2 separate regions of the Homo sapiens genome follow, and region 2 is linked to region 1. The links are chromatin loops, found by intact Hi-C in ENCODE. Cell type or tissue: PC-3. All regions are shown on one strand.

Region 1 (5,000 bases):
TATAAGAAATATGGTGTAATGTATAGGGCAAGCTCTAAAGATTCTATTTTAACAGAAGATATTTTTTCGTTACTTGCCTTCAGATACTATTAAAGGAAGATAGATTCTTATATGTAGAAAACAAGCTTACTAATTAAGCATAGCATTGGATACTATCTCCTGTGCTGGCGTGAAAATTCACTTGTTTCTTGGTTTGTTTCAAGTGTGCATATGTAGAAGATGAATGTATTTATCACTGAAGGCTCAAATAACTAACACAATGAATTTAATAAAATGTCCAGGTTGTGGGGGGGGTGGTGACTATGCATCTTTGAGAGTGTATGTCCCTATGTATTACCAGTGTATTAACTCAGTAATAACAGCATCAGTGCAGAACACTCCGGGAATGTAAGATGAGAATATAAAGGGATTGCAGTAATAAGTGTAATGGTAGGCTTTAATGTGGAGTCAGCCAAATACAATTTGTTCAGCTTTATTCCTCTGGTATCCTAAAAATTTCCCGTAAGTTTAGTCAATGACTGAAAATTGTCCCATGCCCCATAAGATAGAAATTTTTTCTACTGCCAAATGTCACATACATGGATAGATAATGACTAAATATAAATCTAATTATTTTACCTGTTATTTAGTAGTAAGTAAAATTAAACCTGTTTTTTGAATGAGTTTGTAGAGGAAAATAAAACCCCACATGTAATTCCAGATGGTATAATTAGTTACATGACTCTAGTTTTTTATTTTGCTATTTTATATACAACTTCTTTATCTCATTTGTACCATCCTCTTCTGTTATTTTTTTTGATAGAAACCAGTTTTTTTTTTCAGAACTGGATAAGATTAATTTTTAATAAAAACTATGTAATCTTGAATAAAATACACTGTAATGTTATTCTTTTGGTTTATTTCTAATCCAAATAGACTATTATACTGATATTAAACATTTTCATTAAAAAACATAAGCAGAAAAATAAAATCTGAATCTTTAGAACTTTATTAAAATGGTGATAAATGGAACACCTAAGTATTTTTTTCATATTTAGATACAAACACCACTTGAAAACTATTTTTTCACTTCTAGATATAATTCTCTAAAATCTGTGTAAGTTGACAATTTATACTAGTAAGTTTTAGCAATAAGCCTTATTATTCCATGAAGTATTAGATGAGCTTTGCTTTTCACTTCATTCTGAAATAATCTACTGATTTGTGGCAAAGCAAAAGAGTGGGGGAAATTACTCGAGAAATTCTCTATCAATGAAGGTAAAATATCAAATTAGCCACAACGTATGTGATTTAAAAAATGGTCCATTGTTGACTCATAATGAACTGCTTCTTTGGAAACTTAAATCTTTGGAGGGAACCTGCAACAGGCAGATCTTAGAACATTTCTGATATTGAATAGTTGTTGAATGTTTAGTGAAAAATACTGTTTTCTTTTTACATAGTGTATGCTTGAATTGCATAGAAAGGGATTCATTATAAATGAAAGTATCTTAGGCATAGAGAGGATGTACAGTATATATTTCTCATTTCATTTGGTAATAGAACCCATTCTGGTCCTTGACTTAGCTAAATTGATGGCTGTGTTTACAGGAATTTATGGAAAAGTAATATTATAAGTCTCTCCCAGTTCCAGTGCCATCAGATCACCATTTTGCAGCCCATATACTTAACTTCCTTTAATTGGAAAGTAAATCCTCCAAAGTTAAACCATAATAGGTGTAATAATAGATTATTATTAAGGCCCTTAGCTTGTGCTGTAGGTAGTGACACTGGACCTTTTGTCACTATGCTTTTGTCTCTGTGCTTTTGTCTCCCTGTAACGCTCATGTGAATTCTAAAGTTGCTCAAACAACAAGAATTTAAAGATCAGTATTGAAATTTTTTTCAAAGATAGGTATCAATAAACATACACTTGAAAAATCTTAGTTTTTCTTTGATCTTTGAATGTCCTATCTAATGACTTAGATAATATGGTTGAAACTTAAATCTTTAGATTTTTCAAAATGCCTTCTTGTAATGGTCACAAAGAAAAGCCCCTAAAATTGTTTCTGTTCTAACTAATAAAAAGAAATAAAAATGAATGTTAATTCAGGCATGTTTGTTTAATATACCAAAGGCCTCTTGCTCCCTCTATAGAAGGTGCTGCAAAATTGCAGTCACTTAGTTTTTTTGTTTTTTTTTTTTCCTTCCTTTTTAAATTGAACAGATTTCTCATGAGGTTCATGATGATTAACAAAAAGATTTGGATCCATGTGTGTATTCCCAATGCCTTGCAAACTAGTTGGTCGTCCTAAAGTGAATCAGGATGAGTTTGTGCATTTCTGCCTTGGCATTTTTCATTGGCTTCAGCCAGGGTTAGATTAAACTCTGGTAGCAACAGTTACGAAAAACATTGTTTATGTTTGCCCATTTGTTTGGGTTTGTTTTATTTGGTTTATTTACTCTTATGGATAAGTGAAATGCTTAATGTTTTTGATATTAGGTGATGGTTTTACTCATTTTAATTCTCTTTTATTTAGCCAGGGAATTTAAACCATAAAAATAATGTACTTCAAAGACTTAAAAATAAGTTCTCTCATTATCTACATCTAATCATTCCATTCATTTCTAGCTCTCAGTTGTTGGTAGGAAGAAAAACCTAACAACTTCAACTATAATTTCACAGGATAGTTAAGTTTTACAGAATTAAACTGGATATTTTTCCAACTATAGATAATATTCACAGGAGACAAAAAGTTTGACCATTCTATAAAGACTTCTTTAATATATAAAACAACCATGCTTATTATTGTAGCATCATATTTTACCCATTTAATTTAAATTGGAACAAAATATTAATATTTTAATAGATTTGGTTTGAATAAATTTGTACATTTTGTCTTACAAATCCAACATCTTTTTATTTTATTCGACAGGTTACTAGTTTTTCCTATTGTGCCATTTAAAATTGTGAGGATGAAAATTCTTTTATCCCATCAAGGGTCTTAACAAAAGATTGAAAATTGTTTTCATTTGTATTTGATATAAGAACAGCTTCTCTGATGATACCCTGTAATTGAAAAATGAACATAAGTGATAAAGTAGCTTCTTTGACTTGAATATGTCACATCAGACTTGCCTGTTTTGAATATTATGCTTAAACTAGATTGGATTTTTTTTCCCCTGGTAGGTGTACTGGTCCGTTAGCAAATTCTCTTTCAGAGAAAACAAGAGACCCAGTAGAGGAAGATGATGATGAATACAAGATTCCTTCATCCCACCCTGTTTCCCTGAATTCACAACCATCTCATTGTCATAATGTAAAACCTCCTGTTCGGTAAGAGTATGGGCAGATTTTTGCCACTTACATCTGCATAAGCATTATCATTTGTAATGTTTGTTTTTAAACAATTGATTCACGTCTAATTAAAAATCCTTAATTTCCAGCTCAAATCCTTCTCTTCCTATTATACCATTTCCAGCATTACTTTTAAAGAAAACTAAAAGATGCAGATTTCTCATTAATCAGGAAGTCACTTTATTTTATCAGTTCTAAACACCTATCTCATGAAGAAAAATTAGTGCTCAGAAACTAAGGTATTATTCTGACCTTCCTTAGAATTTTTCTTCATGATGTACATACTAGTATAATTTAAATTCATTTTCCTTCTTGATGTACTTGCTACCTACTTCTATTCAGATTTTGAAGAAGTGGGAAAAAAATACCAAGGTGTTTCTCTTAACTTTTTGTTTTTCTATCAAGTGCTATTTACCTTCCTTTAGATCAAATAAGAATGTGAGGAATAGGCCAGGCGTGGTGGCTCACGCCTGTAATCCTAGCACTTTGGGAGGCTGAGGCGGGCAGATCATGAGGTCAGGAGTTTGAAACCAGCCTGACCAACATGGTGAAACCCTGTCTCTACTAAAAATACAAAAATGAGCCGGGTGTGGTGGTGGGCGCCTGTAATCCCAGCTACTCAGGAGGCTGAGGCAGGAGAATCGCTTGAACCCGGGAGGCGGAGGTTGCAGTGAGCCGAGATTGTGCCACTGCACTCCAGCCTGGGTGACAGAGCGAGACACCATCTCAAAAAAAAAAAAAGAATGTGTGGAATAATGGGGGTTTTTTCCTTACTTTTGTGGCTTATTCTCACTTACATGGGGATAGCCTTGGTCTTTGACTTGGAAGCTCCATCGAGGTAAATAAGAGTTATTAATAATGGGTTGTTTGTATTGAAATATTACTTTATCTTTAAGTAAAGGCATGAGTCTGCATTTATATTATTGAATTTATAAACTGAAATCTATTATTTCTGGGTTTGTTTGTTTTACCTGACTGAAATATATGAGGTACTCAGTACTCCCAGCTACAAAACTTACTTTCTGAGTTCTGGTTTCCTTTGTATAACATTCCTGGGGCCATGCTTGGCACATAGAATAGGGCTCAAGTACTGCTGGTGGCCCTACATTCCAGCATCTCTCCATGACTGACTGAGGGATAGGGGAGATGGCAATTACTTCAGTCATCTGTGCCATCTTTACTTAGTGTGCCATTTCCTTTTGAGGTCAAGTCAATCAACTGAAAACATTTTATAAGTACAGTGTTCCCTTCTTTTCCAATGAAAAACTAAAAAATGTTTTAATGTGTTTCTTCAGGCATCTCACTGAGGTAGGAAATGCAGCACTTGGAAAGAGAAGCACATTTTCATTTTAAGCAGATGTCTGTCTTAATAAGTGACCCTGGTTAGAATTATCAACATTCTGCTGAATTATTACCCAGAATTGTTAATAGTCTACAGCGCAGGACTTTATTTTTTTAAAAGCAAGAACCTAAACACTCCTTGCTATTGCTGGTGTTTAGATAAGACATCTGTTGATAAAATCATATCATTGAGAAGACAAAGAAATAACGAGGAGCTAATTTTATGTATCAGAAGAACCAAGTAGCTAGTGATGTATTTGAGAACAAAAGATATTCCTTCTCATCAAATATAAGTTGTTACAATTTTCGGTTCTTTGGCTCT
Region 2 (5,000 bases), 1.4 Mb before region 1:
CTTTGAGGGTGCTAAAATGGGATCACTGATTAGAAACTGATAACCACCCACTTGAGCCAGAATTCCTATCTTCTTATGAAACAGCGCTAAAACATTTGATGTAAAATTCCTCAGTATTTTTCAGATCAGACCCTCATTCATTTAAAAAATTTACCTACCTGTGAAAGATCAGAACCTGTACTTTCAGGCTACTGTTCCCTTATTAAATCAGTGAGCAAATGCCCTTAAAAGGGACATTCAATTGAAATTTAAAAAAAAAACATTATTTGAGTGCCTGTTGTATGTCAAGCCCCTTGTAAAGCACTGGGGAGAAAAAAGCAAATATTATAGCGTATAGGAAAGTAAGTAAAGATATTTAACAAACAACCCTAACGCAATGTGATAAGTGCTGTGATAGGGAATTTGGCTCTGTGATTTCAGTGTCAGTGGATTTCTTATTCAGTTAATCTCATCTGCCAAAGAAAATATTTTTGTAATGAGGAAATGTCACCTCTGTTCACCATTGGAAATTACTATTTATCAAGTTGTCATTTACTTGGATAATGTTATCAGGTATTGTCTAGCAGATAATATAGAGGGAAAATAGAACTATCTTCAATAGAGCCCCCTTTGACTTGTAAACTATGATACTCATAATGTTTAGTGCATGGTGTATATTTAGCTTCCTGCCCATCTGGTCTTTTGTTGAGGGACTGAACAATTGGTTTCCATAAGATCCAGTATTAATGAGAGCCCTCATTGTGGTTATTTTTATTACTCTCTTTCTTGAGCAGTTTTTTTTTTCCAAATGAGAATATTTACTGGGTACAAATGTAATTGCTTCAGAGATTTCCAGAAAAGGTGCTAAATTCGTCCTTATCCCAAAGCTGAATTTTAGTTGATCTTTTTTCCTCACCGACTTTTTCAGTTTTGTTTTTCACCACTTTCAAATAAGAATCAGTTGCATGTTCCAATCCTGGAGGTCTCTGAGTTTCCAAACTCTGAAGAAAGGGGCAAGAAAGGAAGAGTTAGGGATGTTAGAAGAGTTAGAAGAGTTACGAATGTTCCTATGTGCCTTCCGTCTGTCTTATACCTGCTGCGTGAGGAGCTGACGCCAACACCCAAAGCCCTGGACAAAGACTTCCTCCACAGTCACTTTCCTCTGACCCACAGGAACCTCCTTGGCTCCTCTCCCTCTTGCCTTCACAGCTTGACTTCCCCTTGTCATCTTGCCCTGTTAGGATCTAGCACCCTCAGAGCTGCTCTGGAAACCCCATAGGGCCTATCTCTGCCACTTGTACTACTCCACTCGCTCTCAGTAATGTGGGTGTGAGGTGCCTCGTCCCCTTGCCTAGCCCTTTCATAACATGGCTGGAAAGTCTTGTATGTGCTGTCCCCAAAACAGATCAGACAATGTTGACCCAACAGAAGGAGCATGGTCACCTCAGTCCCGGTGGGGGTTGGGGGTAGGGGGTCGGGGGAGCCAGTGAGGGGGAAGCGCACAGTGAAGGAGGCCTTGGATTTGGAGACAAAATTCATTTTGGGAGCCTGGAAGCTCTCTGGAACTGGACACAAACTCTTGTCTCTGTAGTTTGCTTACCCAGGGAACTTGGGTAAGAGCTAGTGAATAACTCGTATATGTATTATATGACCTTAATAAGTAATATTGTTTAGCCTGAGTTTTTGATACAGTTTTCAACTGCATGATGTTCTAACTCTGTCTGAGTTTCACAGAATTATTTCTCCAGAGTAAATTGACTTATTCTTCTGAGCAGAGCCCAGGTAGCCTAGTTATCTTAACTGTGAGGAACTGATAGAGCTCTCTATCTCCTTGGGGGATGTTTAAAAATACATAAAGCAAAATTATATCACCTTAAGAACGTTATGGTGATATAACATTCTTATCACCATGCTTTTAACATGCAGTCAGCCCTGCCAAATTTTCCTCTGCCATTGAGAATTGGAGTAATTATTATAAGTGCAGACAAAACTAGGTTTCTCTTGCAGGCAGATTTTTGTGATTGCACCCTGGACTTTCGTTCAGAATTCTTTTCAGTTTCTTAGGAAAGCTAAATGAAATTGCTGCAGTAAGGCCAGAGGGGGGCACCAAATAATCGTGATTGATAGAGTGGTTTGGCTGAGCATTTGCGGGAGGCTCAGGCATCAGGCCTGTGAGCCTCTGTGTCTGTTTTGAGCATTTTGGGCATAAAACATATTGAAGTCTCTTTGTTTACGGAATCGTCGTCAAGCCAGGAGCTGACACCCGAGCTTCAGTGGCCCAAAACATACTCAGCTAATGGGGAAGCAGCAGTTGGCAGGTTCTGTGGTTGTAAACATTTTAGAAAAATTTCTTCACGCTTTTTAGCTCCTTCCTTATTTCACTTATCAGAGTTGAATTGTGGGAAGAACTGAGAAACAAACTCTGCCATGCTCTTGGAAGGCGAGAATGCAGATGGGTCGTTCTTTCTGAGACAGAGGAATTATTGGCAATTTTCTAGGATTAATTGTTCTTGATAAATTGCTGAAATATCTATTTGGTCCTCAGGAAACTGGGGAGCATTCAATACCATTTAAAGTGTTTCTGCATTATTGGCTATTTCAGAAAAGTTGGCTTCCTCTGCTGTACTTCCTAAAGCCAGATTTCTAAATTCAATACAACTTTCAAAGCTATTCTACCACAATTGTTGCAATTTATCTAGTATGGAAAAGTAGTGTTTCATGTTTGTTGGTAGTTACTACTCCTTGTGATCTGTAGTTTGCTTAGATGTCCTTATTTATAGTGAATTAATTTAGGGCAGTGGGCAGGGGCCAGGGCAAAGGAGTTGGAATGTCCTCTATTCAATTGAGGAGGGTCTAGGTACGCTTACTTCATTCTTTGTCAGTACATGATGGATTCTAAGTCTTCTTGCAAAATACGTGTGAACACAAAAGTGATTAATTATGATCATGTCAAATTTGAAACTGATTTAAGTCCTGAACTATAATCTGTCACCTCAGTTTTCCTTTTAGACTTTTTGTATGGTTTAGGAATATTTCAAAAGTGTCCTTTGACCATCTCTTTTCATAAAGTAAAATCTGTGATCATGGGGTTACACGACAAGTCAGTTGATGCACACAGAACAATGCTGACTCAGGGAGACAGAGGCTGTGAGGGTTCTTATAAATGCTGACCCCTTCATATGCCGACATGTTCACTTAGTGTTTACGAACTTGAGCTCCGGAGCCAGACTACTTGGGTACTTGGGTAGGAATGTAGGCCCTACCACTTATTATCTATATGACTTTGGCAAGTTAGTGAGCTTCTGTGTGCCTCAGTTTCCTCATCCATAAAGTGGAGTAATGCTAGTATCATAGAGTTAGCCTGAGAATTAGATGAGTTATTATATGTAAAGCAGTTAGAATAGAACCTGGTGTATACTACTTCATAAGTACATGCTAAATAAATATTTTAGGTCAGGCAGGGTGGCTCATGCCTGGAATTCTAGCACTTTGGGAGGCCGAGGTGGGTGGATTGTCTGAGCTCAGGAGTTCAAGACCAGCCTGGGCAAAATGGTGAAACCCAGTCTCTACTAAAATACAAAAAATTAGCCGGGCGCGGTTGTGTGCGTCTGTAATCCCAGCTACTTGGGAGGCTGAGGCACCAGAACTGCTTGAACCCAGGAGGTGGAGGTTGCAGTGAGCCAAGATCATACTACTGCATTCCAGCCTGGGTGAGATTACTAGACTCTGTCTCAAAAAAAATAAAAAAAATTTTAAAAGTGATATAAAAACTATTATGTCAGTCCTATAGAATTTTTCCAGAGAAATTTACCATCAGGTGATTTTTATATGGGCATATATTGACTTAGTTGTTTCCTGTGCCTGGCTTCCTGGCTGGTATCTTAGGACCCTGCTGTTCTTTTATGCCTATAGAAACCTTTGGCAGGGCGCGGTGGCTCGCGCCTGTAATCCGAGCACTTTGGGGGGCCAAGGCGGGCGGATCACGAGGTCAGGAGAGCAAGACCATGCTGGCTAACACAGGGATACCCCATCTCTACTAAACACACACACACACACACACACACGCAAATTAACCGGGCGTGGTGGCGGGCGCCTGTGGTACCAGCTACTCAGGAGGCCGAGGCAGGAGAATTGAGTGAACCTGGGAGGCGGAGCTTGCAGTGAGCTGAGATTGTGCCACTGCACTCCAACCTGGGCAACAGAACGAGACTTCGTCTCCAAAAAAAAAAAAAAAAAAAAAAGAAAGAAACTTTTAAGAGACAAGAAATAGAACAATCAAAATCTTGTACAAAGATCATATTACAACCGACTCTTCAACATAATTTATTTAACAAACATTCATATAGCACTTACTATGTGCCACACACTGTTTTAAACACTGTACAAATATTAACTCATTGAATCCTCATTATAACAGAATACTTGTTGAATTTCAATTAAGTGATGTGGGAAAATCCTCTAGCCTGGTGTCTGACATGATAATCCTTTAATAAATATTTGTTGAAGGAATGAATACCTGTGAGTGACTCAATCAATCAGTCTATCTTGTTTGGCTAATAAAAAAAGCAAATAATATACCAGGATGTTATATTAAGTGGCCTAATGTGTTCTCAGAAACTGGAAACAATTGAGACTCTTTATCCACAGCTGTATTCAGTTTGTACTGAAGGGACTAAAGTGGCCTAAATGTGCCTGTTCCTTTCTGAATATTAAGTCACTTGCTATTTTGATATTAAGCTTAGATGTTTAGATGTCGTAGAATTGGTGAAGTCTTGGTGACTTGTAGGCTGTTACATTCAACTTATATTGAATATCTTAGTGTACCATTCTAAATTTCCATTTTTATCTTTATTTTGGATTTTGAGCAGACAGTATTATGATTCTGTTTAAGACATGAAGACATGCCAATTTTCCTACACTCTTTCAATTGCATTCTTTTGTTTTAATCTTGGAAAACATATTTGCATCATATTTCTTAATTTGTCACAGCCTGAGAAGTGACATTATTGAATGACAGTAGG

What was found. A loop is a pair of places that touch in the nucleus more often than their neighbours do. Peaks named below come from ENCODE experiments on the same cell type or tissue, not always from the same donor. Only the 100,000 strongest peaks of a DNase experiment are listed, where the experiment ranks them.
Region 2: it touches region 1 in a loop (5-fold over the local background); 6 of 110 quality-filtered maps call a loop at or near these places.

Annotation. Positions count from the first base shown.
Region 1 is chr3:105,683,636-105,688,635 of GRCh38, reverse strand. It overlaps CBLB (Cbl proto-oncogene B), which reads left to right. Exons shown (of 19, transcript NM_170662.5): 14 at 3,170-3,316. Among named protein-coding and RNA genes, the nearest start is that of CBLB, 180 kb to the left of the region's middle. In PC-3, a CTCF peak has its summit at 2,128; no DNase peak of the experiment used is centred here.
Region 2 is chr3:107,115,477-107,120,476 of GRCh38, reverse strand. The region is part of intron 2 of LINC00882 (long intergenic non-protein coding RNA 882); the gene reads left to right. Among named protein-coding and RNA genes, the nearest start is that of LINC00882, 120 kb to the left of the region's middle. In PC-3, CTCF peaks have their summits at 1,865 and 2,072 (motif pointing right); a DNase peak (open chromatin) is centred at 2,096; H3K27ac peaks cover 399 bases.